6 separate regions of the Homo sapiens genome follow, and all the other regions are linked to region 6. A link is a contact called in ENCODE Hi-C or POLR2A ChIA-PET data. All regions are on one chromosome and are shown on one strand. The core of a region is the stretch at or near the end of the contact, and the rest is flanking DNA. Distances in the headings are between cores, read along the strand shown. Region 1 holds the start of BRPF1 (bromodomain and PHD finger containing 1). Region 2 holds the start of RBSN (rabenosyn, RAB effector). Region 3 holds the start of BRK1 (BRICK1 subunit of SCAR/WAVE actin nucleating complex). Region 4 holds the start of SEC13 (SEC13 homolog, nuclear pore and COPII component). Region 5 holds the start of OGG1 (8-oxoguanine DNA glycosylase). Region 6 holds the start of RAF1 (Raf-1 proto-oncogene, serine/threonine kinase).

Region 1 (4,202 bases), core at 1,185-3,684, 2.9 Mb before region 6:
ACTGGAGTGGGTTGAGGGTGAATAAAAGGTGGAAAAAAAAGTGGGTGGAGAGAAAGCAAATGTAGAAAACTGTTCAAGATGTGGAGAGGGAGATACTGTGATAGTTGGAAAGAGATGCTGGGGATCAAAAAAGAAGCCTCCCTGCTGCACCCCCATGCCCTCTCTCCTGGTCATGGCTTATCTCTTCTTGTCTGTGCCTGACCCAGTTCGTCCCATTCCGAGACTATGTTGACCGGTCGGGGAACCAGGTGTTGAGCATGGCCCGACTGGCCAAGGATGTGCTGGCCGAGATCCCGGAGCAGCTGCTGTCCTATATGCGCACCAGAGACATCCAGCCTCGGCCCCCACCCCCTGCCAACCCCAGCCCGATCCCAGCTCCAGAGCAGCCCTGAGGATTCCACATATCCAATGCCTCACAGTCTGCAAGCCTGCTCACCCACTGCTTCTGCTTTAAGCCAGAGGCACCTGGAACCCTGGACTTCACTGGGAGGGCCAACTTGGAGGATCAGTGCTGGCTGACAAGCCCTCCGCCTCCTTGCCTGCAGAGGGCCTGGCACTATCACCACCTCTCTGCCTTCATGCCAATAATAAAGCTGATCTTTATTCCACCTCTGTCTCATGCATGTTGGCGAAGGAAGACTATGGGACCCAACGACTGGGGCCACATCAAGAGGGAGGGAACCAGGATGGCTTCAGTTAGATTCATCCCCATCCTAACACGTTCATCCAATCACTTCTTCATACATTCTTCAAAGACCTTAATAAGTGAAACTTTGTATGTTTTTCCTCAGGAGAGAGGCCCATAGTTGTTTTTTTTCTTTTTTCCATAAAATCCGAATCCTACACACGACCCATAGTTCTCAGCAGATTCTCAAACGAATTCCTGACCACTAAAGGAGATAACTTAGTATAACTCTGCTTTGATCCATCTATTCTGAATTATTTTAATAAGGATAATAACAGCTAATATTTTCTTTGAACATTCACTACATGTCAAACCGTGTGCTAGGTGATTTACAAGCATCATCTCATTTAATTCTCACAACAACTCTGAGAACAGGTACTATATATTATTCCCACTTTACCCATAAGGAAACTGAGGCTCTGAGAAGATGAGTCATTTAAGATAATTCATCAGTTTGACTTCAGATCCCAAGATCTTAATCAGCAAACCTCTTCCTGGCATGTCGATTTTATTGGGATGGTTTTTAGAAAACATACATTTTATTGGGTCAAATGCAAAGTTTGCATTAAGAAGATAGAAGCTTTCAGATGCTTTGGGCTTTGTCCCAGAACCCTGGAAGACCTTTCACGCTCCTCTTTGATGACAAAACTGGAGAAGTATTGTTTAAGGATGTCTCCCCCTGCCATGCAAGTTCTCTGAAACCCTCAAGAACTAACAACAGAGTTTTCGAGCTCTGTTTTACAAATAAGGAACTTAAAGAACTGAACTTGCCCACGTTCACATTGCTAGGAGGTGACCCACTCACATTAAATCAGCTGTTTTGGCACCATGTTCCAATCAGCAACCCGCAGCACATCCCTGCCAACCCACAGATTTCCCACCGCTTTACCAGACAAGCCCTTTCACACCCACCGGCCCCAAACCAGCCCCTTCTCTCAGACCCATACCTTTTCTCTAGCACCTCTCCTTTACTTTTCCCAAGTTTCTTCCCTTTCCTTCAGTCACGCCCCGTTATCCCTAATCGGTCCTGCCCTTTCCCCACAGCTCCGCCCCTGCCTTACCAAGCCCCGCCTGCTCCCTTCAGCGTCGCATCGCTTTTTCCAACTTTGTTCTTTATTTCTAGTCCAGCTCCACTTTCCAGGCTCATCCAAAGCTCCGCCCTTTCTCTCGCGAGTACTCTTCTTCTGTTTAGCCCCACTTTTTACCCCGCTATTCTAACAGGCCCCCGCTGTGCGGTAGCCCCGCCCCCTCCCACAAGCCCCGCCCCACAGACCGGTCTAGTCTCCAGCCCCGCCCCGGTCCTACCCATAACTACCGGTCCCTTAGGCTCCAGCCCGCATCCCTCTTGCTCCCGGCCCTGCCCCCAGCCCCGCCCCGTGACTCTGGCCCCGCCTCACCGCCTTCCTCCGAGACCAAGGCCAGGTCCCTCCCGCAGCCGCGGCGCCAGCAGGAGGCAGGGAGCGGATAGGGAGGAGGCAGAGGGGGAGGGGAGAAGGGCGGGCTCCTCACGCCCAGCCCCGCGCTCACCGTCCGTGGTTGCAGATTCGCCACAAACCGCCCGACGACCCCAGATCCCGAGTACGGTGACTTCAGTCTCCAGAAACTCCACTCTAAGATGGGAGAGCTAGAGAAGCCCTGTGGGGTGTCCAGGGTCCTTTCTGAATCCCGGAGCACGGTCTTTCGAGCCTCAGCGGGCGGGCGGGGATCCGTGGCGAAAGTGCAGCTCAGTAGCGCCGCGGCGCCACGTTTACCCTGCGCAGACGCCGTCGCCGCCGCTGCTGCCGCCGCCGCTGCCACAGCCTTTGCCGCCACGGTCTCCGCCGCCGCTGTCCTCGCGCTGCCTCTGGGAGCCTCCATTGTTCCAGCAGCGCCCGGTCCCGAGACCGGGCATCTTGGGGGCTCGCGAAACGGGCGGCGGCCGACGGAGTTGAGACCCCAGGGCGCCGGCGGGACCAGGAGCGGCAGGGGTCAGCTCAGGAATCCCGGGGAGCCGGGACCAAAGCGTGGGGCGGCAGGGGGCCGGGGTGGCGAGGTCTACGGTCTCCGGAGTTGGGGCTCCCCCTTCCCGGCCCGACTTTCCCCGCCGACCTCCCCAAGTGGGGTCGGAGCCCCGGCGGGCGCCCCCGGCGATGAGCCCGGACTCGAGGTGGCCGGTGAGTGCGGGCCTGGGACCAGGGCGGGAGTGGCCGGCAGGGAAGGGGTAGGCTACGTTCGTGGGACGCGCACTGAGCCGCGTGGCCCGGGAACCTCTCTGGCAACTCCAGTTGGGAGAACTGACAGTGCATTGCTTCCCAGCAGGCATCCTGGGGCAACAGTGTATCTTTCGGGGCTGCCCGGGCTAGTGGCAGGCGGGGAGCCTTGTTTCACTTGTTACACTTCCACAAAGGGGAAACGCCGCCGCATCCGGAGAGTGGGCTGCGGGCACTGCCGGGGCCCAGCCCTATCCCTCCGGCCCCCGCCCCTTACTTCCTCCAGCCCCCTGAGCTTCAGGGGCAGATGCAGCCGCCATTCTCCTTGGGCCCTCCCCACGGGCTTTCTGGTCTAAGTTCTCGTCTCCCTCGCCTGTGCCTCTGCTGCCGGGTTCCAAGGGGAGATTGCTGATTCGCTGTGCTACTTTGGGAACCATTCACCCGGGACCCAGCTTGGAAAGAGGAGAGCTTGTTTGTGCTTCGGTTGGTTTATGTTTAAAGACACAGCCGCAGGTAGGAAATAGAAGAGTTGCAGTTGGACGTGTAGCGTTACTGATGTGAAAATCAGGAGCCGTTGACAGTGGAGCTGGAGCAGCCCACTTGCCTGGTTAAGGCACAGGTGGAGAGGCCAAGAGGGGTTATTTTGTCAGGGAGCTCATGATAGCCCTGCCTGGCTGGGATGGTGCCAAGCCCCTAGCTGAATGGTTGAACTCAACTAGGCCGAGAGAAATTGGGGCAGTCTCTGACCAAGCTGGGCTTCCTGAGGCCTGGTGCCATCTGCTGTCTACACTCACCCAGGAATGTTGGGGAGCGGGGAGGGAGGGCCCCTGCGGACCAGCATGGAGCTGAGCATGCCTAGATTGTCGCGTTCGTGTTTGTACCCTTAGGGCCTGGCACTTGGTAGTCACTCAGTTGATGTGTGAGTGGGTGAACAGCTCAAATGTAATACAAGCTGCTGTCACTGACTAAATGACCTCAGTTTTCACTTTGTTTCACAGTACATCTCCTACCCAGTACCAGGGCCAGGCTCCCCATAAAGACCTCAAAAGTAAATGAATTCTTTCTGTGATCCAGTGATTTCTGCAGGAGTCCAACGCTAAAGCATTAGCCACCCACCCATTCAGCTTTCTACATGGCCTTCATCCCATCTGAGCTCTCAGTCTGGTGATCCCCTCATTCAGCTATTCGTTCAACAGGTCATTCATTCGTTCGCCAAAAACTGAATGTCCAGTGCATGCTAGGTACTGGGGATACAGAGGTGGATAGGCTCTGGTACCCTTGCTACACAGCTCCCAGTCCAGGGGGGAGACAACTTTCAGTATGTCAAG
Region 2 (4,177 bases), core at 1,660-4,159, 2.4 Mb after region 6:
AGTGGCTTCATGGCCCTGGATGAGGTTTCCTCTCTGGAGTAGGAGGAGCCCTAAGAAAGAAAAGAAGAAGGGAAAAAAGCCAATTCAGGCAAACTGGTAGCAATTGAGGATTTTCTTCATTCTTTTCACAGTTCAATGGGGTACTTAATGTTTATTCAGTGCAAGTTTGAGAAAACAAACTCTTTCTCAAATCCTTAGACCAAGCAAGCTGCAAAACCTAAAATGTGAAAACATCACTGGAGAACAAAAACTCAATGAAGTGGGAAGCACAGATTCTTGAAATAAGCAAACAATACCTTGGCAATTCTCTTACATTCATTCCAAATGATCCAACTTCATAATTCATATGCCACTTCAGCCACTGGGGGAATGTCTGAAGTACTTATCAACAAGCAGAAGTTTTTACTTGATGCTCTTTACCTTGATTGTTTATTCAACCACATATAGTAAGTTCTTGATACTTGTAAGACACCTGTGTTAGAAATGCAAAGATGAAAAAGATATAGTATCTGCCATAAAAACATACAAAAAATCAAAAATCCTAACATCAGTTAAAGAGAAACAATAGAAACCTACTAGTCAAAAAGAAAAAATCTATTTTATATTTGTAGAGCACTTATCTCTAATGGGCGTACTATATTTTCCTTTTTAAGAGACAGCATCTTGCTCTGTCACCCAGTGAGCTATAATTGCTCACAACAGCCTCGACCTTCTCGGTTCAAGTGATCCTCCTGCCTCAGCCTCCTAAGAAGCTGGGACTACAGGAGTATGCCACCACACCCAGCTAGTTTTTAAATTATTTATAGAGACAGGTTCTTGCTATGTTTCCCAGGCAGGTCTCTAACTCCTGGCCTCAGGCAATCCTCCTGCCTGAGCCCCCCCAAACTGCTGAGATTACAGATGTGAGCCACTGCACCCTGACAGATCTTATAAGCCATTAAGTGACAGTTAAGTAGCAAACCTGATGTTCTCACTGCTTCAAAAATAAAAGGCTGGCCAGGCATGGTGGCTCAAGCCTGTAATCCCAGCACTTTGGGAGGCCAAGGCAGGCGGATCACCTGAGGTCAGGAGTTCGAGACCAGCCTGGCCAATATGGTGAAACCCTATCTCTACTAAAAATACAAAAATTTGCCGGGTGTGGTGGTAGGCGCCTGTAATCCCAGCTAGTGGGGGTACTGAGGCAGGAGAACTGCTTGAACCCAGGAGGCGGAAGTTGCAGTGAGCCGAGATCATGCCATTGCACTCCAGCCTGGGCAACAAGAGCGAAACTCCATCTCAAAAAAGTAAATAAATAAATAAATAAATAAATAAATTGATTTGGGGCCTAAACACTTCAGGGCTTAATAAGTTACATTCTCTTTCTTACTGGCTCATGGCAAAGTCACTTCCAATGTCACCTCATCAAGACACCCAGTCACAAGAGAAATTGAGACAAAACCATTCCACAAAAGCAGAGAAATTTCTCCCCAAGAACCTGGGGATACAAGCCACAGTATATAGTGAGGGGAGATGTGTGACCCTCAGCTTTGGATGGACTGTAGAAGACCACCGAGGAGGGACTGCCTGGTCCTCAAAGCTGAAGGGTGGCAGCAACTCAGAAAATAAACAAATGAGACACCAGGTCCCTATTTTTTCCCTCTAGTTAAGAAACCCAGTGACTTCATAACTTTTCCACTGGAATATAGCAGCCCTAGGTCTGGCCTGTTCCCTCCCCAGCCAGTGGTTCATCTGATGCTGACTCTGACAGCTCCCTTTCTTCCCATGCACTCACCCCTAACGACCACAAATAACACAAAGCCCACCACATCCATGCCACACAACCACCCTTCACGCCTCAGCCCAAACCCAAACCTCACTTCCTCAAAAGAAATGCCTCTTACTCAGAGCATCAGAATGGACTTCTCCTTCACAGCACTCATCTCAATTTATAACCGCAGGTACATACGTGAAGTGACCAAGTAAGACTGTAAAATCTGGGAGGGCACAGACTCTATATGTTTTCCACTTCGCCGTCTCCCCAGGGTTTAGCACAGTACCTGGCACACACAATGAAGCAGCACAATAAAGCTCCATGAATGAACGAAGAAATGAATGAACTCCAAAATCATATAACTAAGCATACACCATAAAGAAATCTAACACAACCACCGAATTGGACCCCACAACCATAACTGAACACATAAGCAAGCCCCTCGCACTCTAAATCACGTAAAAAGTAAAAAAAATAAAAATAAAAAAAATAAATATAGCTACATGTTCTGCAGCCGTACATCCAGCATGAATGTCACCCCGCCACATGCCGCATCGACGACACATCCCACAGCCGCACTCAACCCGGCCTCACGATCGCAACCACAACCCACATAACTAACATGATTATACACACATCGCATGACCACACACAACACGAACGACTCAATCCCGTGAAGCAGACATGACAACGTCACACATCGCACAGACACCACACAAAACACTCCGAACATCTCCACACGAACTCAGAATACAAACGCTTCAGCTTTACACAACCAGAGAATCAAACACAACCGCTCGGGAGACAAGCACCCACCCACTCCACCCACAGCTGCACAACCAAACCCAAGTGTATACGCCCCGCGTAACCGCACAACCACACAGAGCCCAATCATCAAAGGCACACACAAGCGAAACGCACGGCCTGAAAGCCCCATCTCCCACCTCTCACGTCACACCCACCACAACCACACACGGCCCGCCCGTCTCCGTTCTGGAGGAGTCGTGTCCCCGCCCCCCAGACTGGGCCTGACCCTCTGTATGTACCCTGCCGGGCTCCTGCGGGCACCCAGGTTTGTCCCCCCCTTCAGGCCCGGGCTCTGGGCCTCCACCGTCCGTCACTCAGCCGCAGCCGCCATCTCCATCGGTCGCTCGGAACTCGGCAGGTGCGCCTGCGGCGGCGACGAAACCGGAAGACAAGCTGGTAGACGCCTGTCGAGCGCCGAGTCTTCGAGGGCGCGAAAAGGGCGGATACGGATTCGAATAGTGGAGGGCGGGCCGGCGGCTTCTGCGCAGGCGCTTTCCGAACGAGGGAGGGGATGGTGGGGAGCGGAGAGAAAGTGGGGCTCGGTAATTTTGTGCGGTTCTTACGTCCCGAATTCGAACTAATAGCGCGTCAAAGCCAGCCAATGGCTCTGCACCGCCTTGTACAGGTGGGAAAGCTGAGACCAGTAGATCTTTGGCTCTTGACCAAAGTGCACAAAGAATAAGGCAGCCAAGGAATCAAAGTTCCTGAGAGCTAGAGACAGAAAAAATATTCAGGGGACGTGGAGGCGATGGAAAGTCCAAGAATAGAACCACATGAGAGTGGAGACTTGGTATGAGAAGGTGTATCCCGGGGTGTACAGCATGGCCAAGCCTGTGGAAAAGATGGCATTTTCAAAAGGCAGGACGATTGATCAGCCAGGACCTACCCCGTGCCTACGCTGTGCTGGGTACCACGGGGTATAGAGAGGCAAAACCTCATCCCAGTCCCGGAGACCTATTTGCTTTGTGCCCTGCACACGTTCTGGACCTTAGCAATAGCCAGCCTCTAGGAGCAAGAGCTGCAGAGAACGATGGGACGATGGGACGATCCTGGGCCTCCGTTTACATCCCTGCAGTGTTACTGGCCCCCTTTTACAGAAGTAAAATGGGGATGATAATGATAGTCTCCGCTTCACAGTGTTGTGAAGATTGAGGTAATTGCACGGTAGGTAGGTAGGTAGGAGGGTGTCCTGCATATTGGCTTTGCCCATCTCACTTTCCCTGCCTCCAAAAAGTCTTCCCCACCTGGTCTCTGGACAGGAGCACTGAGCCTCCATCACCTTCCATTTAAGGACATGGGGCTCCGGACTTGGAGAGCATTGAGTTTTTGGAAAGCAATCACCAGTGAAAGGGCAGTGAACTAGGGGTCTAGAGATCTGGGTTCTAGCCCTGGCTGTACGTTACTTTGTGGCTTTGAGCAGGTCCTTTCCCCTTTCTTCGCCTGAGTTCTCTCATCTGTACAAAAGAAATTGGCTCCAGTGACTTAGCCTTTTCTCTCAATCTGATGGCCAATTTTTTTTTAACGTTACAACATCTGCAGGAGCGAATAATGACTTCCCTTTGTTTACTGATGGAGACAAGGAAGAGGCTTCCTAACCTGTCAGAAGCAAAGCAACATGCC
Region 3 (3,982 bases), core at 1,315-3,814, 2.5 Mb before region 6:
AAAATCATTTACATGTATTCATAGGAGAGCTCAGACAGACTTTAACCTGTTTTCAGAGCGGTATAGTGAAGAGATAATGAAGTCTGGAATCAGCTGGTTAGGGTCTACCTTTTAATCGGCTTTGTTACCTTGAACATCAGATTTCTGATTTTTTATTTTCAAATGAGAAACTTCTTCCTGGCTTCCTTCCACAGGGTTTGTGAGGGTCCAGTAAGGTAATAGCTATAAAAGCATCTTTATAGGTTATAAAATTCTCTACTGGGGTAAATAACTGTTAGTAATGGTTTCTTCCCAGTTAATGCTAATACTGGTAGTAATCTGACTCTTCAGCCACTTTTTTTTTTTTTTTTTTTGAGACAGGGTCTCACTCTGTCACCCAGGCTTGAGTGCAAGAGTGCAATCACTGCTCACTACAGCCTTGACCTCCCTCGGCTCAGGTGATCCTCCCACTTCAGCCTCCCAAGTAGCTGGGATTACAGGCACATGCCACCATGCCTAATTTTTCTATTTTTTGCAGAGACAGGGTTTCACTGTGTTGGCCAGGCTGGTCTCGAACTCCTGGCCCCAAGCAATACGCCCGCCTTAGGCTCCCAAAGTGCTGGGATTAACAGATGTGAGCCACACACCCAGCCACTGAGCCACATTTTTTCTTTTTAATAAAAAGCATTTACTGGCCGGGCACAGTGGCTCACACCTGTAATCCCAACACTTTGGGAGGCTGAGGCAGGTAGATCATCTGAGGTCAGGAGTTTGAGACCAGCCTGACCAACATGGTGAAACCCCATCTCTGGTAAAAAAAAAAAAAAATTAGCTGTGTGTGGTGGTGTGCGCCTGTAGTCCCAGCTACCTGAGAAGCTGAGGCAGAATTGCTTGAACCCGGGAGGCAGAGGTTGCAGTGAGCCGAGATCGAGCCACTGCACTCCAGCCAGAGCAACAGAACAAGACTGTCTCAAAAAAAAGAGCATTTACTGCATGCCAGATTGTAAGTATTCCCTGAAATGAGAATAAAGTTGTTCATATTCCACTACCTTAGCAAAGCAGATAGTGACTTTTTTTGTAGATCCTTCTTGTCCTCAAACATACATTTTTCCATAGTTGCAATTAAAGAAAAATGTGGGCCAGGCAGGGTGGCTCATGTCTGTAATCCCAGCACTTTGGGAGGCCGAGGTGGGCAGATCACTTGAGGTCAGGAGTTGGAGACCAGCCTGACCAACATGCTGAAACCCCGTCTCTACTAAAAAATACAAAAAATAGCCAGGTGTGGTAGCGGGCACCTGTAATCCCAGCTACTTGGGAGGCTGAGGCAGGAGAATCACTTGAACCCGGGAGGCAGAGGTCACAGTGAGCCAAGATCGTGCCATTGCACTCCAGTCTGGGCATTAACAGAGAAACTCTGTCTTAAAAAAAAAAAGTAAGAAAAGGAAGGAAGGAAGGGAGGGAGGGAGGGTATTTTGTTTTTCCCCTCAATTTATTGTATGTGTTTTCATGTTGCTTGTGTTCATAATTAGCATTTAAATGACTGCATAATAGGCCGGGCATGGTGGCTCATGCGTATAATCCCAGCACTTTGGGAGGCCGAGGTGGGTAGATCACCTGTCAGTTCGAGACCAGCCTGGCCAACATGGTGAAACCCCGTGTCTACAAAAAATACACAAATTAGCCAGGCGTGGTGACGTGAGCCTGTAGTCCCAACTACACCAGAGGCTGAGGCTGGAGGATAGCTTGAGCCCAGGAGTTCAAGCCCAGGAGTTCGAGGCTGCAGTGAGCCATGATCATGCCATTGCATTCCAGCCTGGGCGACAGTAAGACCTTGTCTCAGGCTGGGCGAGGTGGCTCACACCTGTAATCCCAGCACTTTGGGAGGCCGAGGCGGGCGGATTGCCTGAAGTCAGGAGTTCGAGACCAGTCTGGCCAACATGGTGAAACACCATCTCAACTAAAAATACAAAAAAATTAGCCGGGCGTGGTGGTGTGCGCCTGTAATTCCAGCTACTCGGGAGGTTGAGGCAGGAGAATAGCTTGAACCTGGGAGGCGGAGGTTGCAGTGAGCCGAGATCACACCACTGCACTCCAGCCTGGGCGACAGAGCAAGACTCCGTCTCAAAAAAACAAAAAACAAGAAAAAACCTTGTCTCAAAAAACAACACAAAAACACAAATTTCCTTCTGAAAGGGACTGTTCCAGTTTGCAGTGTGCCCAGCTATTTATGACCATATTATTTTTTAGACTCCGTCTAAAAAAAAAAAAGACTTGTATTTAATGTGATTTAATCGACTGTGCCCATCTCACTGCGGACACTGAGTGCGCAACCTGAGCCTGGAGCAGTTGAGGGAGACGGCAAGACCCCACGCGCCGTGTAACGACCATAACGCGCGTGCACTACAACCTCGCCGCCGGCGTCCAGGCTTCTGTGTTCTATAGCGTGGGAGTAGAGAGCAAACGCCGGCGAGGACGTGACGTTGCACAGGCCTATCATAGTGCCCGAGAATTCGTGGGTGCTCAAGAGGATGGGTGTGGCCTGGCAGCGCAGGCGCACTAGAGGCCTGTAGGGTCGGGGCGCCTGCGCAGTCGCTCTTCCTCAGGCGGCGGCCATGGCGGGACAGGAGGATCCGGTGCAGCGGGAGATTCACCAGGACTGGGCTAACCGGGAGTACATTGAGATAATCACCAGCAGCATCAAGAAAATCGCAGACTTTCTCAACTCGTTCGGTCAGCGGGCCAGCAAGGGGAGGCGGGGAGGAGGGAGGCCGCTGAGGTGGTTGGGCTGGGGCGCCGGGGAGATGCTTTGAGAGGACTCCCGCAGCCTTCGGCTGTTGCGGGTTTTCACTTCCTCCTTCAGGTCCCACCTTCTCCCTCCCGCCCTGACCCTCAGGCTCCCGTAGACAGTCTCTGTAGGGTTATCCTGCCCTACGCTGAGCTCATGGCTTCCTGCCATCCCTCTGGATCCATTCTACAAGTCCTTCTCCTAGACGCGTCAGGCAGCCCCATCCTCGCTCCGTGGTTCTTCTCCTAAGTGGTCTCCCTGCCTCCTTTGTACTCTGCATCCATTCCGGTCCCCACTTTGCACTCAAAGTGAGCATCCGGGACCGTGTCACTCCTCTGTTTCAAGACTGTTGACCGTTCCCCATCTTCAGGATCTGGTCGATACCCTCTAGCGTCGTGCCTTTTAGTTGGACCCGTTGTCAACCACTCCCGTCTTGTCCATTCCTTCCTGTTTCCTGTGTCTGCTGCGGTGAGAGTGGTGGGAGATGAGGTCAGAGGGATGCCAGGATCTTGTAGGACCTTGGAAGTCCTCTCTGTATTGCTAGTATATATAGCTTATGGTAGGTGTTCTGTCTGCTTCTAGCCCATTCCTCAGAGCTAACACAGGTCGGGTGCCTTCAGCAGAAAGATATCTTTACCAGAATCTTTCCTAGGCATGGCCTGCTTGTGACAGCCTTAAATTCTTCCTTATGAACAGCAAGCAAAGCAATCGAGATTCCTACCCCTTCTTCTCCAAGTGTTTAACAGAACTTGGCACTGGTTAGACTTTCTTGTGTAATTACAGGATATAGGGACTAGTGTACTTTGGAAAGATTTTTAAATGAATGATTCTCTAACTAAAGGACTGATGGCCTTAGGAGTACAAAGGTGACAGAGCAAGAGATTGTCAGAAAGCATCAGCGAGAGATGCTAGAGCTCCATATGAGGCCCTCTCTTAAGGCATAGTGGGAGACACAGAATAAGAACCACTTCCTACATTCAAAGAAGTTCTAATCTTGAAGATGAAATAATGACAACTTCAGGACAAAGAAGAGCATCATTTTTGTATTAAAGTATTTTCATACAGGGTGTTTAGGACTATAATCGTGGCTGAGTTCAATGGCTTATGTCTGTAATCCCAGCACTTTGGGAGGCCAAGGTGGGAGGATTGCTTGAGCCCAGGAGTTCAAGACCAGCCTGAGCAACATGACCAGATCCTATCTCTACAAAACAACGACAA
Region 4 (3,996 bases), core at 480-2,979, 2.3 Mb before region 6:
CACAGGAAGGCGGGGAGGGCAGGGTACCAAGGGCACAGTCAATCAGAGACCTGCGACAGACTAAGGAAATGAAGAAGCCCAGAGAAGAGAAAGCACTTGCCAAAGTCACAGAGCTAGTTCAAGGCAGACCTGGGAAAAGAGCCCCATCCCCTAACCTTCTAATGCTGAGTCCACAAAACTTCACTCCACCAGGCTGCCTGTCTAGAATGTAAAGCAGTTGTTACACTGAGTTCTGTAAAGCTGCGGTTAAGTAGGTTCACGAAGAAAGTTTACTGAGAGGTAGTTTCAACCAGGTTACCAAAGGACCTTAGAAATAATCAGCATTTAATTCTAACCACTCTCACCCACCAGTCAGGGTTGATGAACCACACTTCTGAATGAGAGAGAGAGAGAGAGAGAGAGAGAGAGAGAGAAGGCGGGGGGGGGGGGGGGGGAGGAAAGAGGGAGGGGGAGAGAAAAGGACGGAAGGAAGGAGGAAGGGCGGGAGAGAAAGGGAGAGGGAGAGGAAGGGGGGAGGAAGAGGGAGCGGGGAGAGAGAGAGAGAAGAGAGGGAGGGGGAGAGAGAGAAAGGGAGAGGGAGAGGAAGGGGGGAGGGAGAGGGAGTGGGGAGAGAGGGAGGGTGGGGAGAGAGAGAGAGAGAGAGAGAACTTCTTAGAGTACTTCTTCCCAGGGACCTGGTATTATCTGGTCCCTGTTAACACCTGCACTCAAAATAATTCACCTCTTTGAGATCAGATAATGAGTTAAAAATTCATTTAGGATGAGCTGAATGTCAGAGCATAAAAGCCTCAACTCTAACCTGCAGTGGAAGAGCCAGAGGTGAGTGATTTACACCTAACCCTCTGCAGAACAAGAACACAGTGTTCTGATTTCTAGGTTCCTGCAGGTTCCCTCAAACCTGCTGCTGAGACACACCCATGTTTCTAAAAGAATGCATGTACTAGATATTCCAGGCTCAGCCCAGATACTTCCATTCTTTAGTTCTCCTTCAGTCATTCATTCACTCAAGGAGTAAGTGTGGAGTGAATGTACACTGCAGATGCCACAGAGACTTAAAAAACCCTGAGCCCCTGCCTTCGGAGGGTCGTTCAGGCCATCTTTACGTTTCCCGAGGTGCCCATCCTACCTGGGGGCCCTACCCCGAGCAACAGTTCAATCATCTCTGCTGGGAGCTGCAGTAGGCGGCAGAAAGGAATGGTTAGGAGGGTTCAAATCTCGGCTCTACTACCACTTAAGCAGCTGTGCAAGAGGCTCCACGTCTCCGAACCTCAAGTGTCCTCATCTGTAAAGTGTTGAGAAGAATAGCACCTTCTTCACAAGGCTGTTAGCAGGCGGAGATTACGAACAATGCTGAGGGCTCGGTATACAGTAGCTCCTCTGCTGTTCCTCGTTTTGTTTTCAATTGTTGACCGAAAAGAAGGAAGGGAGACTGGCAGGAGACGCAGGAGCGGCGCGCCCCGCAAAGTCAGGGAGGTTCCTCGGCCTCACCTCTGGACTCCCCTCGGAATGGTCCGCAAGGACGGGGCCAGAGCCCCCCAAATCTCTAAGCGGTGGAGGGGAGCTGAACGGCTCCAGCTTGGGATTTGGGACTCAGGACGGCCGAGGAACCCGTGAAGGCCGCGACCGTGGCCTTCACCCTGCTAGGCCTCCTCAGTACCAACACTCACCATGATTGCGGCGGTGGCTGCTCCAGGTCTCGGACGTGGCAGCTCCCGGCGGCGCCTCGGAACAGCTCACTTCCGGCGCCGGGCCCGACGGGCCGTGGCGTAGGAGCCTCCGGGCAGCAACGCGCTCGGCTCGCACAGCAGTTCCGCGCCTTCCAGAGGGCGCGCCCCGCCCTCCCGTGGCCCAGCCCCTATCCTCCAGTGACGTGCGAGACCAGAGGGCTGGGGCTCTGGTTGCCGCAGTTACCCTGACCCGGAGGGCTTTGGAATCTGAAGCTCTGGTGGGTCTACTCTCCCGACCAAGTCTGCCCTTTTCCTGAGATCCATAAATGAAAGAAAGGATTAATATAACTATCGGCCGGGCGCGGTGGCTCATGCCTGTAATCCCAGAACTTTGGGAGGCTGAGCTGGGGGGTGGATCACCTGAGGTCAGGAGTTCGAGACCAGCCTGGCCAACATGGTGAAACCCCGTCTCTACCAAAAATACAAAAATTAGCCGGGCATAGTGGCGCGCGCCTGTAGTCCCAGCTACAGGCTGAGGCAGGAGAATCGCTGGAACCCGGGAGGTGGAGGTTACAGTGAGCCGTGACTGCACCATTGCACTCCAGCCTGGGCAACAGAGAGACACTCTTGTAAAAAAGAAAAAAATCTATCTATCTATCTATCTATCTATCTATCTATCTATCTATCTATCTATCATCTATCTATCTGCAGCTTCACCCGCCTCACTACGGCTCTGGGTGCGACTGGTCTTATGATGAATGTTGTAGGATGAGTGACATCTTAGGAGTAAGTAGACTGTCCTAGTGCTTCCTTGTTGTAGTCTCCCTCTCAGTACCCAAGGACTGGGACCAGGGCAGAGGAGGCCAGGGAATGCCCCTCGCCAGAGGCTGGGACCTCTGGCCCTGCCATCCCTAACCCCTATATAGGACTGCCCCTTCCAAACCGATCCCCTGGGGTCCTGAGTAAGTCCCATCAAGGAGACCCCCCTAGGCAATGAAGGATCTCAGCCAGGCTCCTGCAGCTAGAGCCCCAGACCTAATCCTCAGGGTCCCCAACCCCAGGTCTCTGGCTTCACAAGGTAGGGCAGCTGAAGGCTCCCCACAAGCGCAGTGAGAATGCCACACTGGAGGACAGAGCCTGGGCTCCCCGCCTCAGCCACATATGGTCTAGCCCTGGGCCCCTTGTGACATTAAGGAGGCAGATGAGCTGGGGGAGGCCTTGGCTCCCCTTGGGCAAGTCACAGTCCTTCAGTTTCCTCTGCTGAAACTGGGAGTAAGGACCCTAGCTGGAGATGGTCACTGCTTGAAGGAAGATGTTAAGGCTCAGAGAATGTGATAGACCCAAACTGTCAAGGAGCTTTGGAGGGGAGGCCAGGGGAGTAGGGTGTTAGAATTAAGGGCCAGGCCTCTGGGCAACTCTTCTACCCCACTGCAGCTTTCAAGATTTTTTATTGCCCTCTAGTGGAGAAATTGTTGCAGGGGTGTGAGGGGGTGGTGGTTAGGTTAGAGCAGGGAACAAAGGCAGGTTTCAGGGGATCTCTTGGATCTCCTGTTGTTTTTTTTGTTTTTTTTTTTTTGGAGATGGACTCTAGCTCTGTTGCCCAGGCTGGAGTCCAGTGGTATGATCTTGGCTCACTGCAACCTCTACCTCCCGGGTTCAAGCAATTCTCCTGCCTCAGCCTCCTGAGTAGCTGGGATTACAGGCATGTGCCACCATGCCTGGCTAATTTTTGTAGTTTTAGTAGAGATGGGGTTTCACCATGTTGGCCAGGCTGGTCTCAAACTCCTGACCTCTGGTGATCTACTCTCCTCGGCCTCTCAAAGTGCTGGGATTACAGGTGTGAGCCGCTGCGTCCTGCCAGATCTCCTGTTCTTCAAGGAACAGGCTCTGGCCTTGGCTCTATAGCTGCACCACTGACTTTCTAGGTGATAAGGCCAAGTCACTTTTCTCTGAGCCTCACTTTCTTTGAGTGGAAAATGAGGACAAGGGCATATTAGATGTAAATATAATGCATCAGGCATAATTGTGATTAAAAGAATTTCCTTGTGTAGACACTGATGTTGAAGAGATTGGGGATTTGTGACAAGCAACAGAACTGTATCTTATTCATTAAGGTATTTGCTGTAAGGTATTTGGCCCATAAGGCGCTGTAATATGGCAGTTTAGAGTACAGATGCTGGCATCAAGACTGCTAGGTATCAGTGCTGGATCTCCTGCTTACCAGGTGGGCATGCTCTTCACCTCTTTGAGATGCTGTCTCCTGCTCTTTTGAGTGAGAATTATAATAATACCTCCTCTGAAGGTTGATATTGGGATTAAATGAACCCTT
Region 5 (4,519 bases), core at 1,214-3,713, 2.9 Mb before region 6:
GTCCCTCCTGCCCTAAGTGCAGCTGGACTGTACAGAACACTCCAAGGGCCAATGGCAGTTCAGCGCAAGGAGAGGGAGGGCCCACAGGTCAGAAAAAGCTCCAGAGACCTCACAGCATTGTAGGGCGGGGTGGTGGGCCAAAGTTAGGACACTGCGTAAAACAGGCCATCCCACCACCTCTACCTGCTCATGCCAGGAGAATCCATAACTGCCTAGAGGCCTGGGGCCCCTACCGGTCGTGAGGTGAGTGGGCATCTGTCCAGCCTGGAAGAGGGGCACTAGGTGACTCCCTCCCCTGCTGTTGTAAATACTGTAATTATCGGAGAATTTAAATTATTCTCATTTGTAACTGCGTTTCCGGGTCGCGCCAGAGTCATTTGGTACTAAAAAAAAAAAAAAAAAAGACTGGGGGCTGTCCCCATTTCCCTTCTCTTTCCCATAGATTCCCCCACCTTTCAAACTGGTTTGTATTTATTTCAAAGGAAGAAAATATATTGATTCTTAGAAAATAAACTGTCAATTTAGAATTCTTTGTTCTTGCCCCCTGCCAGGGCAAAGGGGATACAAAGGGAGGTTCTGTGCCCCAGGGATGATACATAATTGGGCCCAAGTGGTTGCTGACTGCTGTGCATGCTACATTTCATAAGACACAGCAAAGAGAGCCCCTGTTGCCCATGCATGGAGTGAGTGGCAGGCCCTGTGTTGAGCACCTTTAGACATTCAGCTTTGCGTAATCCTTGCAATAACTATAGGGTAGTTTAATAATAGACTGGTTATCTCCACAAAGATGCTGAAGTTTCAAAAAATTATCTTGCCTAAGTTCCTACAACTAGGAAGGTGCAGAGCTAGAATTGGAACCCAGGTCTGTTTGCAAACCTGGCTCTTCAACCAGTATGCTGAACTGCCAGGGGAAGAGTCAACTATCGATTCCTACTTGGCCCTTAGAGGCCTCAAGTCCTTTGCCAGTGGCATGGCCCAAGTGTTTCAGCATCAATACAGCTGAGACCTTCCCCACTGCTTAACCGGAGACAGAGCTGGGATGGAGACGGTTGCTCTTTGCTCACCCCCAACCTCAGCACCTTCTTTCCAGACTCCACCGACATTTATTGAAGGAATGCCTTCCAAGTGCTAGGCGCCTGTGGGATGGCATGCCTACAGATAGGAACAGTCACAGGAAGAAGGGGCGGCCCAGGCCTTGCAGCCACTGAGGACTGGCACTGAGACAATGATGGCACTGGTCTGATGTTGATTCCATGCTGACGGTACACTCCGCTAGGTCTCTGGCTGGGACACAAGGGTCAATCCGCTGCAGATGTTGCTCTTCAAGAATTTGCAGTCTGGGCGGGGTGCGGTGGCTCACGCCTGTAATCCCAACACTTTAAGAGGCCGAGGCGGCTGGATCACGAGGTCAAGAGATCGAGACCATGCTAGCCAACATGGTGAAACCCCATCTCTACTAAAAATACAAAAATTAGCTGGGCGTGGTGGCGCGCACCTGTAGTCCCAGCTACTCGGGAGGCTGAGGCAGGAGAATCGCTTGAACCCGGGAGGCGGAGCTTGCAGTGAGCCGAGATCGCGCCATCACACTCCAGCCTAGGCGACAGAGTGAGACTCCGTCTCAAAGAAAAAAAACTTGCAGCCTGATAGTTAAGATACAGCAACCCCAAATCCCTATGCTAAAAGGTGAGAATGGCCCAGATAAAGGTCATGTCTCCTAGCTCCCTGCTTTTTCATGCCATCCTCCAGAAGGGAAGAAATTAAATAATCCATCCTCCTACTCCAGGCGACTAGAAGGCAGGCTGCCTCAGGGCCACACACTGGGACTTGGACTCAACCTGATGGGCTTCTGGGCCCAGCCCCAGACAAACCCCCGGCAAACGTCCCATTCCGAGGAAAGCATGAGCAGATGGAGTATGGAAGAAATGCCCAAGACGGCAGGCAGCAGCTGTGGCGGCCGGCGGGACGACAATCCGAGGAGAGGCCTCTGATGTCCTGAGGTCTCAGAGGACGCCTAAAGGCCTTGAATGGGACAAGCTTAGCGGGCGGGCGCAGAAGAGAATAATACTCTGGAGACACTTCCCGAGGGCTCTGGGGCCGGAGCTGTGTTCGCTCCGGTTCTTGGTGAAGACAGGGTTCGTGGGAGGCGGCCCAAGGAGGGCGAACGCCTAAGACTGCAAAGGCTCGGGGGAGAACGGCTCTCGGAGAACGGGCTGGGGAAGGACGTGGCTCTGAAGACGGACAGCCCTGAGGAACCGCGGGGCGCCCAGATGGAACTCGTTAGCGCCCCGAGTGCAGACAATCCCGGAGGGGGAAAGGCGAGCAGCTGGCAGAGAGCCCAGTGCCGGCCAACCGCGCGAGCGCCTCAGAACGGCCCGCCCACCCTGATTTCTCATTGGCGCCTCCTACCTCCTCCTCGGATTGGCTACCTCTAGGTGAAATGAGCGGTGGTTGAGCCCTACTTCCGGTGGTGCTGTGGTCTGCCCCTGGAGAACCCAGAAGAACACAGCTGTGCGCGCCCACAGGCTCTGGGGGCGGGAGAAGATAAGTCGCAAGGAGGGGGCGGGACCTACACCTCAGGAAAGCCGGAGAATTGGGGCACGAAGCGGGGCTTTGATGACCCGCAAAGGGCGAGGCATGCAGGAGGTGGAGGAATTAAGTGAAACAGGGAAGGTTGTTAAACAGCACCGTGTGGGCGAGGCCTTAAGGGTCGTGGTCCTTGTCTGGGCGGGGTCTTTGGGCGTCGACGAGGCCTGGTTCTGGGTAGGCGGGGCTACTACGGGGCGGTGCCTGCTGTGGAAATGCCTGCCCGCGCGCTTCTGCCCAGGCGCATGGGGCATCGTACTCTAGCCTCCACTCCTGCCCTGTGGGCCTCCATCCCGTGCCCTCGCTCTGAGCTGCGCCTGGACCTGGTTCTGCCTTCTGGACAATCTTTCCGGTGAGTGACTGAGCCTGAGAAGCCTGTCCCCTCGGACTGGCTCCTGCCGCCTCAACACTGCCTGGCATGGGGTACAAAGGAATTTGGGGGATGATGGAAGAAACCCGGGGTACAAAAGAGGAAACAAGCACGGGTAGCCAACCTGTTACCTTTAATATGTCTGTACAGTGATAATTGTAAGGATCCAGCGGTATAACCGATGCAGAAGATAATAGCACTTGTTTTTCTTTTTTTGAGACAGGGTCTCGCTCTGTTGCCCAGGTAGGAATGCAGAGAGGCCCATTCCAGCCTCGACCCCCCGGGCGCAGCCTCCCGAGTAGCTGGGACTACAGGTGTGCGCCATGCCCGGTTAAATTTTTGTATTTTTTGTAGAGGTGAGGTTTCGCCATGTTGCTCAGACTGGAAGATAGCACTGTTACTTGTATTAGTTTCGTACATGGAGCTATTGTAGGATAGGAGGGACCCCAAAGGGTGCAAGAAAGGAAATTGAGTGCCAGGGTTGTCATGTGCCTTGGGCTCAGGTGGAGGGAGCAAAGTCCTGCACACTGGAGTGGTGTACTAGCGGATCAAGTATGGACACTGACTCAGACTGAGGAGCAGCTCCACTGCACTGTGTACCGAGGAGACAAGAGCCAGGCTAGCAGGCCCACACCAGACGAGCTGGAGGCCGTGCGCAAGTACTTCCAGCTAGATGTTACCCTGGCTCAACTGTATCACCACTGGGGTTCCGTGGACTCCCACTTCCAAGAGGTGGCTCAGAAATTCCAAGGTGAGTACAGGACCTGGGCTGGGGTTAGGGTTCTTGGACATAAGTCACTTCTCTATGACTCAGTTTTGCCACCTGTAAAATGGGGATTATATCTACTTCATAGGCTTTTATGAGGATTTAAGGAACTAATACATGTAAAGTGCTTAGAATAATGCCAGGCACATAGTAAGTATTATTACCATTATTATTATCCTGCTAATCACCATAGTGAAGTGACAAGGATTTTGAGCCCATTCCTGGTTGTGTGACCTAGGGCAAGTGATTTCATTCATTCTGTAAATATATACAAAGCATCTGCTGTGTGACCGGGGATACACCAGTGAACAAAACAGACCCAAATGCCAGTCCTCATGGAGCTTACATTGTGGCCTCTTTATCTGTGGAATGGGATGGTAACTCAGCCCTCACAAGATGCTATGAGGAATGAGAGGTCTGGTGTTGCTTTCTCTAACGGTGCTGACTCTCATTCTCCTGGGATCCTCCTGGAGTTTTGGTACCTAGGATCTGACCTGTGGGTGGGAAGAGGCCACACCCAACAGCAGGTACCTCTCCTACCCCCTGCATTTCTGGTCTCCAGGTGTGCGACTGCTGCGACAAGACCCCATCGAATGCCTTTTCTCTTTTATCTGTTCCTCCAACAACAACATCGCCCGCATCACTGGCATGGTGGAGCGGCTGTGCCAGGCTTTTGGACCTCGGCTCATCCAGCTTGATGATGTCACCTACCATGGCTTCCCCAGCCTGCAGGCCCTGGCTGGTGAGTAGGTGGGTCCCCTGCCCCCAGGCCTTCCATCAGCTTTCAAGATCTGTTCATT
Region 6 (3,976 bases), core at 1,309-3,808:
CAGCCGGGCGTGGTGGAGTGTGCCTACCCAGCTACTCAGGAGGGTGAGGCAGGAGAACTGCTTGAACCAAGGAGGCAGAGGTTGCAGTGAGCCGAGATCGCATCATTGCACGCCAGCCTGGGCAACAGAGTGAGACTCCGTCGCAAAAAAATAAAAAACAATAGAATAATAAAATAAAAATTAGTAGGAGAGTGTTCTACATTTATAAAGTTAACATTTTTGTGAGCAAGTATAACTTTAAGAGAATTTTTTGCAAGAATCCCCAGGAATATATGAGTTCAATTCATTCACCACTGTGTAAGTCAAAACATTTGATATAAAACACTTATCAAAAATGTTCTGCTAGCCAGGCACAGTGGATCACACCTGTAATTTCAGCACTTTAAGAGGCTGAAGCTGGAGGATCACTTGAGCCCAAGAGTTCAAGACCAGCCTGGCCAACATAGTGTGACCCCCTCTCTATTATTTAAAAAAAAAAAAAGTTCTGCCTGGCCAGTGGCTCACCCCTGTAATCCCAGCAAGCACGTTGGGAGGGAGAGGTGGAAGCAGGAGGATCGCCTGAGCCCAGGAGTTTGAGACCAGCCTAGGCAACACTGCCAGACTCCATCTCTACTATTTTTTTTTTAATTAGCCATGTGTGGTGGCACCTGTCTGTAGTCCCAGCTACTCAGGAGGCAAAGGCAGGAGAACTGCTTAAGCCCAGGAGTTAGAGGCTGCAACCGAGCTATGATCATGCCACTGCACTCTAGCCTGGGCGACAGAGTGAGATCCTGTTCCTTTAAAAAAAAAAAAAAAAAAAAAAAAAAAAAAAAAAGTTTGCATTGTTCTGAAAAAATAAAAAAAAATTTAAAAGTCATTAACTAAGTTAAACTAAATATGTTCAATCACTATCAGCTTCAACATCAACAAAGGGAGAAAATTATCAGCAAGAATGAAGACTCGGCAACCCATGTACAATAATCCAAATTCAACTAGTTCACTATCTACAACAAAGACAGCCCCCTCACAATTCTAGCAACTTTTATTTTACTCTCATCTCTCACCATTTCCTTCCTGCACCCCAGGCAATTTGCTGCTCCCCAAACTCATCCCAACTCCCACATGGCTCTAAGCCTTTGTACCAGCTGTTCCCTGAGCTCCTCCTCACCCGATGAGCACTTACTCACAGGTGTTTCAAAACTCGACTCAGAAGTCTCCTCGAGTGTAGAAGCTTCCTCAACTCCTCCCCAAGCAAAACTAACTGTTCTAAATCCCCATAACACTTGATAAGCCAATTCTTATCACACTGCATTGTTTTCACGCCTTAGGAGCGCAGGGAGGGCAGAGTCTCTCCACTCAGCCCACAGAGGACCAGGCAAGCAGAAACGCTCAATGAACGTGCCTTGAATTCATTTTCCACTTAGATTAAGTGACCCCCTAGAACCCGTTCACATCTCAAGGATACACTAAGTTCCATTCCTTCTTCCCACCACAGAATGAATACCAGGGGCACACCCAGAGCCCTAGAACGAGAACAATGAATGAACACGGCCGCCTCGCCTCTCACGACGTCCAAACCCCTCTCTCTTGGGCATCGACTCGCTCGCAGAGCCTCAGCAGCTGCAGAGCTGAAGCGTCCCGGCGGCTCTCGCGTCACACAAAAGACAGCCCTGGCTCTTCATTCCAAAGCGTCCTGAGGCCAATCCTCTATAAGTATCCCAAACCTTTCATTAATAACCCAGAGTCCTGATACCCAAGGCTAGTCCTGATACCCAAGAAGAGGCCCCTGTGCCTTTGTGGTAGGGCACTGGCCAGTTTCCTCCTCTCTTACCCGATTCCTCACGTCGTCTCTAAAAGGGTGTCACTTGACTGAAGTACCCTGAGAAAGGGTGCAAGCCCGGGTCCCACATTCGGCGGCCCAAGAGAAAAGGAATTGGCCCATCCAAGTGACAACAGATATGGGGCAGCTCTGGGCGGATTTTCCCACTGCCAAATATGAGGAATGCGCATGGCATAAGGGTGGCGTTGGCACGTTTCCGCCAAACACAAGGAAATTTGAGTGGGATGTGGGAACTCGGCTCGCCGGCCATGACACCGGACTCCGGGGCCCCCGCCCAACGCTACCCCAGGGTGACAACGGCCTGGCCCAAGCCCTCTGCCCGGCAGCCGCGGGGCCGCTCCATCAGCGCCACCCAGGCCCGGTCGCCCTGGAAGCCGATCCCTCAGCCCCGCCGCCCGGCTCCCCCGGCATCCACGACCCGGTCCTGCCACCTACCTGAGGGAGCCAGGCCGCCCCAACGTCCTGTCGTTCGGCGGCAGCTTCTCGCCCGCTCCTCCTCCCCGCGGCGGGTGAGGGAGCGGGAGGCGGTCACATTCGGCGCGTCCCCAGCCCAGGGGACGGAGCCCCGAGCAGCCCCCGCATCGTAGCAAACGCGCTCCGCGCCTCAGGGCACGCGCCCCAAAGCCCGGCCAGCTGACCCTTTTCGGGGCCCAAAAAAGGCAGCAGAAAGCCGTTCCCGCCTCACAATCGTTTTCCTCTTACTCCCGCCATCTAAGATGGCGGCCCAAGCGCCCGCGATTAAGACTCTCGGGCGGCCCAGACGAGCGAGCCCTCGACTCGGTGCTCGTCCTCCCGACCTGCGACGCCACCGGCTCTCCGATTCTGCGCGAGCCCTACTGGCAGTCGACTTCTAACTTGGCTCGGGCATCCATCGCTCTGGCCTGAACTCAGGCCCCGCCCCCGGGGCGTGGCCTAGCGATCTGGTGGCCGCCATTTCGAAGCTGAAGAGGTTAGGCGACGCTGACTTGCTTTCAGGAGAGGCACTCGGTAATCGAGAAGAACCGGCTTTCGGCCAGCCAGGAGTGGCCAGAGGCCTAGAAGGGGAGAGGAAGGCCTGCCTGCCCAGCATTGCAAGGCCCAGCGATCACCAGACGTGCCTCAGGACACAGGGCACAGTGTCCAACTTTGACGCGTCCTCTCCGGGCACTTTAATACCAAATCACGGCTCCGCCACTTGACAGCTATGTGGACAGTCCCTGAACCTTAAACGGTCTTTTCCTTGTGTGTAAATTCCGAGTTCATTTTTCCCCCATCACATTAGCAACAAGTTAAAAAAACTGATAATATCCGGTTTGGTCCAAGGTATATTGAAACCTGTTGTGTGCCCTCGCAGCGCTATCACAGTGGAACTTGGACATGTTAAAAGTATATATCCTTCCTCCCGGCAGTTTCACTTCTAGACACTAATTCTAGAGAAATAAGTATACACATACACAAAAAGCTATGTGTGAAGATATTTAATGCCATATTATTTGCATTCTGGAGAAACACTGGGGATGAAATGAAGATTAATAGGAAACTGGTTAAGAGAACGCTGCTACACATCCAATCTGGGTTGTCATCCATCCAAGAATGAACTAGATAGTTACTGAATTTAAAAAACAACAAAAAAAGGGCCCGGCGCTTTTTTTGGGATTACTCCTGTAATCCCAGCACTTTGGAAGGCCGAGGCAGGCGGATCACCTGAGGTCGGGAGTTCGAGACCAGCCTGACCAACATGGAGAAACCCCGTCTCTACTAAAAATACAAAAATTAGCCGGGCGTGGTGGCGGGCGCCTGTAATCCCAGCTACTCAGGAGGCTGAGACAGGAGAATCGCTTGAACCCGGGAGGCAGAGGTTGCAGTGAGCCCAGATCGCACCATTACACTCCAGCCTGGGCGACAGAGCGAGACTCCGTCTCGAAAAAATAAATAAATATAAAAAAATAAAAATACCAAATTAGCTGGGCATGGTGGTGCATGCCTGTCATCCCATCTACTCGGGAGGCTAAGGCAGGAGAATTGCTTGTACCCAGGAGGCGGAGATTGCGGTGAGCCGAAATCGCGTCATTGCACTCCAGCCTGGGCAACAAGAGCGAAACTCTTGTCTCAAAAAAAAAAAAAAAAAAGACATGGCTGGGCGTGGTGGCTCACGCCTGTAATCCCAGCACTTTGGGA

Evidence for each region. Hi-C counts contacts between places; a loop is a spot of excess contacts on that map. ChIA-PET counts read pairs that join two places held with the same protein, here RNA polymerase II (POLR2A). Pooled maps may share reads with other maps.
Region 1: a map of naive thymus-derived CD4-positive, alpha-beta T cell shows a loop between it and region 6 (12-fold over the local background). The contact joins the promoter of BRPF1 here to the promoter of RAF1 in region 6. A Hi-C loop is called at or near these places in 2 of 168 maps with a recorded cell type or tissue (both naive thymus-derived CD4-positive, alpha-beta T cell) and 8 of 50 pooled maps. POLR2A ChIA-PET finds 5 or more read pairs at or near these places in 1 of 52 experiments (CD8-positive, alpha-beta memory T cell).
Region 2: a loop to region 6 is called in a map of CD8-positive, alpha-beta T cell, with 10 times the contacts of the local background. The contact joins the promoter of RBSN here to the promoter of RAF1 in region 6. A Hi-C loop is called at or near these places in 4 of 168 maps with a recorded cell type or tissue (B cell, CD4-positive, alpha-beta T cell, CD8-positive, alpha-beta T cell and 1 more) and 11 of 50 pooled maps. POLR2A ChIA-PET finds 5 or more read pairs at or near these places in 1 of 52 experiments (T-cell).
Region 3: a loop to region 6 is called in a map of naive thymus-derived CD4-positive, alpha-beta T cell, with 12 times the contacts of the local background. The contact joins the promoter of BRK1 here to the promoter of RAF1 in region 6. A Hi-C loop is called at or near these places in 1 of 168 maps with a recorded cell type or tissue (naive thymus-derived CD4-positive, alpha-beta T cell) and 4 of 50 pooled maps. POLR2A ChIA-PET finds 5 or more read pairs at or near these places in 1 of 52 experiments (Caco-2).
Region 4: a map of CD8-positive, alpha-beta T cell shows a loop between it and region 6 (22-fold over the local background). The contact joins the promoter of SEC13 here to the promoter of RAF1 in region 6. A Hi-C loop is called at or near these places in 2 of 168 maps with a recorded cell type or tissue (CD8-positive, alpha-beta T cell and naive thymus-derived CD4-positive, alpha-beta T cell) and 7 of 50 pooled maps.
Region 5: a map of naive thymus-derived CD4-positive, alpha-beta T cell shows a loop between it and region 6 (12-fold over the local background). The contact joins the promoter of OGG1 here to the promoter of RAF1 in region 6. A Hi-C loop is called at or near these places in 1 of 168 maps with a recorded cell type or tissue (naive thymus-derived CD4-positive, alpha-beta T cell) and 5 of 50 pooled maps.

What each region holds. Positions count from the first base shown.
Region 1 is chr3:9,729,301-9,733,502 of GRCh38, forward strand. BRPF1 (bromodomain and PHD finger containing 1) reads left to right here and starts at 2,435. Exons shown (of 14, transcript NM_001003694.2): 1 at 2,435-2,838. It overlaps CPNE9 (copine family member 9), which reads left to right. Exons shown (of 21, transcript NM_153635.3): 21 at 207-608. The coding sequence ends at 392. RefSeq lists enhancers at 1,871-2,430, 2,991-3,550 and silencers at 1,894-2,253, 2,724-2,773, 2,784-2,913.
Region 2 is chr3:15,096,239-15,100,415 of GRCh38, forward strand. RBSN (rabenosyn, RAB effector) reads right to left here and starts at 2,910. Exons shown (of 14, transcript NM_022340.4): 1 at 2,797-2,910; 2 at 1,881-2,036; 3 at 297-472; 4 at 1-50. RefSeq lists a silencer at 1,698-1,777 and enhancers at 2,115-2,979, 2,868-2,997.
Region 3 is chr3:10,113,111-10,117,092 of GRCh38, forward strand. It overlaps BRK1 (BRICK1 subunit of SCAR/WAVE actin nucleating complex), which reads left to right and starts at 2,565. Exons shown (of 3, transcript NM_018462.5): 1 at 2,565-2,709. The coding sequence starts at 2,592. RefSeq lists enhancers at 2,373-2,662, 3,113-3,162.
Region 4 is chr3:10,319,383-10,323,378 of GRCh38, forward strand. SEC13 (SEC13 homolog, nuclear pore and COPII component) reads right to left here and starts at 1,730. Exons shown (of 9, transcript NM_183352.3): 1 at 1,668-1,730. The coding sequence starts at 1,670. RefSeq lists enhancers at 1,396-1,695, 1,443-2,038 and a silencer at 1,886-1,965.
Region 5 is chr3:9,747,489-9,752,007 of GRCh38, forward strand. OGG1 (8-oxoguanine DNA glycosylase) reads left to right here and starts at 2,464. Exons shown (of 7, transcript NM_002542.6): 1 at 2,464-2,935; 2 at 3,457-3,704; 3 at 4,282-4,461. The coding sequence starts at 2,799. It overlaps BRPF1 (bromodomain and PHD finger containing 1), which reads left to right. Exons shown (of 14, transcript NM_001003694.2): 14 at 1-527. RefSeq lists enhancers at 2,038-2,087, 2,118-2,237.
Region 6 is chr3:12,661,559-12,665,534 of GRCh38, forward strand. It overlaps RAF1 (Raf-1 proto-oncogene, serine/threonine kinase), which reads right to left and starts at 2,559. Exons shown (of 17, transcript NM_002880.4): 1 at 2,255-2,559. RefSeq lists enhancers at 1,641-2,251, 2,252-2,863, 2,475-2,824, 2,865-2,934 and a silencer at 2,065-2,284.